2 separate regions of the Mus musculus genome follow, and region 1 is linked to region 2. The links are chromatin contacts, found by Hi-C or POLR2A ChIA-PET in ENCODE. All regions are on one chromosome and are shown on one strand. Each heading gives the region's core, a stretch centred on a gene start or an enhancer-like site at or near the end of the contact. The rest is flanking DNA. Distances are from core to core; before and after follow the strand shown.

Region 1 (2,700 bases), core at 166-2,665, 490 kb after region 2:
ACCATGTGGTTGCTGGGATTTGAACTCTGGACCTTCTGAAGAGCAGTCGGGTGCTCTTACCCACTGAGCCATCTCACCAGCCCCCTGGGATCAACTTTTTAACTGATGCTGTGAAACCCATACCTTGTGGTGTGCCTGCCCCTCGGTGTACTGTCCCCTCCCATGCTGCTATAAACAGTGACACCCATTGTAGTGTTTGAATGTTTCCTGTGACACCCACCTTAATTTTACTTATTTTCTTGTAAACAAGCCTGTCTTTCTATCTGGATTGTAATACCTTTGGCAATTCTAATCATTTCTTCTATTTTGTCTTGTACAAAAGGGGACATTTATTTTAAAAGTGTAGAATCTTGGGAAGAAAGAAAAAGGTCTCTGGGCCTTTGGACTTCTACAGTATGGGTTAAACATATCCACATATTCTTTGATTCTTTGACACTTCCATTCAAAGGCGGAGCCCAGTTACCCTCTGTTTTGGCTTAGGCCTGGCTTGGTGTGTTACTGCTGCACACACACCAGAGTGGGAGTGATGGCCTGCTACCTCAGAAGAGCCTTCAGCTCTCTCTTTCAGGACTTTTGTCCTGGAAGATGCCTACCATGTTGGGAAGGATACCCAGCTGCCCTTGAGGTGAGAAACTGAGGCCCATGGGCCACAGCTAGGGAAAGCTGGGCTACTGCTAACAGCCACTGACATGTCCTGAAGGAGGGGCCAGCCAGGTCAGTGCAGCCTGTTTGGATGCTGGCCCCTACGCACCAGCTACGCCTGTGTGACAAGGGCCCCTCAAGAGGAGCTATGGGCTAGAGCTGTATACCCGAGGCTGCTCCTGGCTGCCTATTGTAGGAAATACAGGAGGCCACCATCATTTGCTGTTTTAAAGCCACCAACCTTCTGGATAAGTTGCCACGCATTATGGGGGCACCAACCCAGTCTTGTCTGGGAAGGAGATGCTGGGTTTCCAGAAGTTCTTCTGGAGCGATGGAGAAGCTTGCTTGCTCCTGGAAGCCTGCACAAGATTCTCCCTCGTGTCTCATCTGCCTACGGCGGAGCCCAGGCTCACTTTGTGATGGCTCACGTGGACAGGCTGAGGGGATGAGCCATTTCAGGAGTTGCTGCTCCACAGCAGAGGGGCTGGCTGTGAGGTCTGAGCTTTGAGCTCAGATCAGGGCAGCTGTGAAGGACAGGATCTGAATGGACATGGCTTCCATGCCCTGGCGATCCTGACTCCCTCTCTGGGCAGGAATATGGGGTCGCGGCTAACCGAGGAATTGGTTTTAAGAGCTCACCCTGGATGGCCTGTCGCTTCTAGTATCCTCAGAGAGGACCACGTGACTGCCTTTCTTTGTGAAACCAATGCCACAGCTATTCCTGGATGATGTCATTGCAGGCTCAAGGCCATTAGTGATGCAAAACCAGCCCCCTCTGTAGCCTGGCTTTATCAGCAAGTCTGTGACTGGCAGGACAGGCTGCTCCCTCGGGGAATGTGACAGCTGTTCGAGAGAAGTGCTCAATTTCTGCGGGGGTGGGGTGGGGTGTGTGGCTGCTCTAAATTTGTTGGGAGTGATTCAAATGTTATTGGAATCTTGGGTCAAGTAGCAAGGACAACTGTCACTCCCACATGCTACCCCTGGCCTGATAAACACAGAAAAAGGAGTTAAGAGAATACAGTTCTTTGTGCTGGTGAGCTTGCTGATCGCTCTGTAGAGATGGAATTTCCATACCATTCAATTTACCTATTTGTTTGTTTGTTTGTTTGTTTGTTTTTTATAGTTTTCGAGACAGAGTCTCCCTACATAGTCCAGAATAGCCTCAAAGTCACTCTGTAGCCCAGGCTAACCCTGAACTTGTGATTCTCTAACCTCAGCTTCCTCATTGCTGGAATTGCAGAGACACTGCTCCGTGAGCAGAACAATGGGCTCATTTAGCATGCACAACTCAGGGCTTTAATTTTAAGAAGATTTAGTTGTTTTCATTTTTCTGTGTGTGGCTGTTTTGTCTGCATGTACTCCATGTTTATGCAGAGCACCCTCAGAGTCCAGAAGAGGGCGCTGGATCCCCTGGGACTGGAGATACAGATGGTTGTGAGCTGTCATGTGGGTGCTCGAACTAGGGTTCTCTGGAAGAGCAGCCAGAGCTCTTAACTGCTGAGACATCTCTCCAGACCCTATATTGATTTTATTATACTTTATATCTTATTATTTATACTATAATATTAGTATAATAAATATATAGTATAATATTTTATTATCAGGACCAGCAGTTGTAAACCATTTTCATCTTTACTATCCGAAAGCCCCCAATATTCTTTATGTATGACCTCCAGGTTACCCCAAGTCCTAAGCCTTAAGCAGTCATCAACCTACTATGACATGTGTTTTAGTTGGTGTGTTTGTGTGCATGTACCTCTCTGTGTCTCTGTCCCTCTGTACCTCTGTCCCTCTCTGTCTCTCTCTGTCTCTGTGTCTCTATGTCTCTCTGTGTGTCTCTCTGTCTCTGTCTCTCTGTCTCTGTCTCTCTGTCTCTCTGTCTCTCTGTCTCTCTGTCTCTCTGTCTCTCTGTCTCTCTCTCTCTCTCTCTCTCTCTCTCTGTGTAGGCCTGAAGTCTACATCAGATGCCTTTCTCAGACACTCTCTGGTTTTAGGTTTTGGGTTTATTTTTATATTTTTTATTATTTTTGTTTGTTTGTTTTTTGGGGACAGGGTTTC
Region 2 (2,700 bases), core at 34-2,533:
TTCTATTGCTGTGAAGAGACCACAGCAACTCTTATAAAAGTAAGCATTTAACTGGGGCTGGCTTACAGTTTTAGAGATCAGTGTCCATTATCATCCAGGCAGAAAGCACGGCAGGAATGGTACTGGAGAAGTAGCTGAGAGTTCTACATTTGAAGGTAGCAGGAAGAGAGAGACTCTGAACCTTGCATGGGCTTTTGAAACCCCAAAGCCCACCCCCAATGACACACTTCTTCCAACAAGGCCACACCTTCTAATCCCTCTCAAATAGTGCCACTCTCTGATGACCAAGCATTCAAATATATGAGACTATGGGAGCCATTCTTATTCAATAACTACCACACCTTATAACCAAAAATAAAATTAAGATAACTAACATATGTCCCATAATTGGCTCAGAGAAGTCAAGATTAGGAAAGCCAATTCATGGATTCATACTCGTTTAATCAAGGTACATTTTTTTCATTTTTCGTTTACTTATTCATCCGTGCCTTCATTTCATTTGTAAAGTTTATTTACATGTATGTGTGTGAGTATATAGCACAGCACAATGTGGGTACTTGTGATGTCCAGAAGAGGGTGTCAGATTCCCTTGGAGCGGGAGTTACAGACAGTTGGGAGCCACCTGATGTGAAGTAAACGTGAGTCCTCTGAGAGCGCAGAAAGTTAATAAACTATTAACTACTGAGCCACAGAAAGCACTTTATCCACTAAACCGTCTATCTTCCTAGACCCTAAACAACGTAATTTTTGAGTCGGTTTCCTAATGGGTAAAAGTAAATAATTGGGCTTTAGTGGGTGGGGGAGGATCATGTGACCCAGGCTGTCCTTGAATCCCCTTTCCCCCTGCCTCCAAAATGTTGATTATTGTCTTGAGTCACTACTCCCAGTATGATTTTTTTTTTTTCTGAGACTCAGGTTGCATAAGAGAGCCTGAAATTCCTAATACTTAGCCTGTAGAGGGCTAGAATTATAGCATACACCAACGCGCGGGGGCAAAGCGGTTATTCTTATTATAGTTTGCCGTTATTATCGCTACAATTCCAAATTGTGATAGTCTCCTCTGTTGGCGATTCCAAATCCACATTGTCCATTGCTCACCCTGCCTTTCCTCCCACGCAGGAATGTTCACTACGGTCACCCGGGTCATCGGACCAGCTTTGGCGCGGCGCCGACGTGGTTTGTCCTCCACGGCCGCCGTAGCCGCCGGCGACCGCATGGCGCCCCACCCGCTTCCGTAGGCGCGAGCTCCGCAGTGGGCCGGCCTTATGCTCCGCCCAGCGTGCGTCGCTGCGTGAGTCCGGCCCCCGCGAACTGCTGTACCGCCCGCGAGCTCACACCGGCTTCTCGTCAGCCTCAGCCAGTGCGCTGTGGTCGCCGTCATGCTCGCCGCTGCCCTCCGTCGCTGTACCGCAGCCGCGGCTGCCCGAGGCCTCCTGCACCCCGCCTCGGCTCCCAGCCCCGCCGCCGGTAAGGTCCGCGCCCGCCACAGCCCTCGCTCGCGTGTCCTTGCTGTGACCTGGGCTCCCGCCGCCACTCGAGGGCAGGCTCCCTGGCGGCCTAGCCTTTGCCCTGCGAGCCGGCATTGGAGCCCGGTGACCGCAGTGCGTCCGCGGCCGTCTGGAGTCGTGTAGGAGACTCCTCCGGGCCTCCCTCCCCGCCACTTCCTGATGCCGAACCCGCGGCCAGTCAGGTGTGTGGACTTGCCGGGGTCGCCGAGGACGAGCTCAGCACTTCCTTTCAGTCTCTGGGCCGTGACCGTTCCCTGCGCTGACCCCGCAGCCACCTGACCGGGAGTGGCCCCCGCCGGCCTGCGGCATCTTGGCGAAGGTGACATTGAGCCTCCGGGCGCGCCGCCCGCCTCTGCGTTTCCTAGAACACAATTTGATTCCCCAGTGGGACACAATACCCTTTTAGCCCTGATCAGGCAATTCTCTGCTGGCATTTTTGTGTCACCTTCATAACTGGGTACGGCCACGTTTGAGGACTGTTGAGCCACATTTTAGCCCTGCGTTTCAAATAGATAATTTAAAGTGTGGTTTCTTGCGGCTTGTAAGAGAGCCTGAACATTGACAAATATTAATGGAAAGAATGATAACGTTTACAAGATTGGGTACCAAATACTGAGGAATACTGGGTGTACAAACATGGGAAAGCTTCGTGGATTCCCCTCCACCCGTTTAAAATGAGAAGCTTCAGTGCTGACTTATGAAGTATTATGTTTGGTTGCTTGTTTCCCCTTCTGTGTGATCAGGAGATTTTGTGTCCCATCACTGTCCACCCCCATTGCTGAGGGGGAACCAAGGGCCCTGCATTGCTAGATAATTGCTCTGCCACTTGGTGTGTTCTCAGACCCTCTCCACTTAGCACGGTACATCTATCTTACTTTTGGTTTTGTTTGGTTGTGGTATGTGTCAGCTGTGTAGCCTGGCTGTCCTGGAACTCTTTGTAAACCAGGCCGGCATCGGCCTAAAATAAATAGGAGTATTTTATTTTAGAAACAGGGCCTCTATAGCCCAGACTAGACTAGAACTCAGAATGGTACTAAAAGGGCTATCGAGGAACTTATTGCATTCCTCTTGCCTCCTAAGTGCAGGGATTAACCTTGGGAGCCACCACACCCGGCACAGGCATTATACTTTAATCACAGTAGTTGTGTGCTTGGATCCTGGTCTGAGATACATTAGTGTTTTATGAGATTTA

The links. Hi-C counts contacts between places; a loop is a spot of excess contacts on that map. ChIA-PET counts read pairs that join two places held with the same protein, here RNA polymerase II (POLR2A).
Region 1: a loop to region 2 is called in a map of v-Abl transformed pro-B cells, with 3 times the contacts of the local background. The contact joins the enhancer-like site here to the promoter of Cox5a in region 2. A Hi-C loop is called at or near these places in 1 of 37 maps with a recorded cell type or tissue (v-Abl transformed pro-B cells). POLR2A ChIA-PET finds 5 or more read pairs at or near these places in 1 of 5 experiments (embryonic stem cell).

What each region holds. Positions count from the first base shown.
Region 1 is chr9:58,007,761-58,010,460 of GRCm38, forward strand. It overlaps a transcript of Cyp11a1 not described here. Among named protein-coding and RNA genes, the nearest start is that of Cyp11a1, 5.8 kb to the right of the region's middle. Within about 2 kb of position 1,416, at least 1 of the 3 ENCODE cell types and tissues checked has a DNase peak (open chromatin) inside an H3K27ac peak, as active enhancers do.
Region 2 is chr9:57,519,949-57,522,648 of GRCm38, forward strand. Cox5a (cytochrome c oxidase subunit 5A) reads left to right here and starts at 1,284. Exons shown (of 5, transcript NM_007747.2): 1 at 1,284-1,467. The coding sequence starts at 1,380.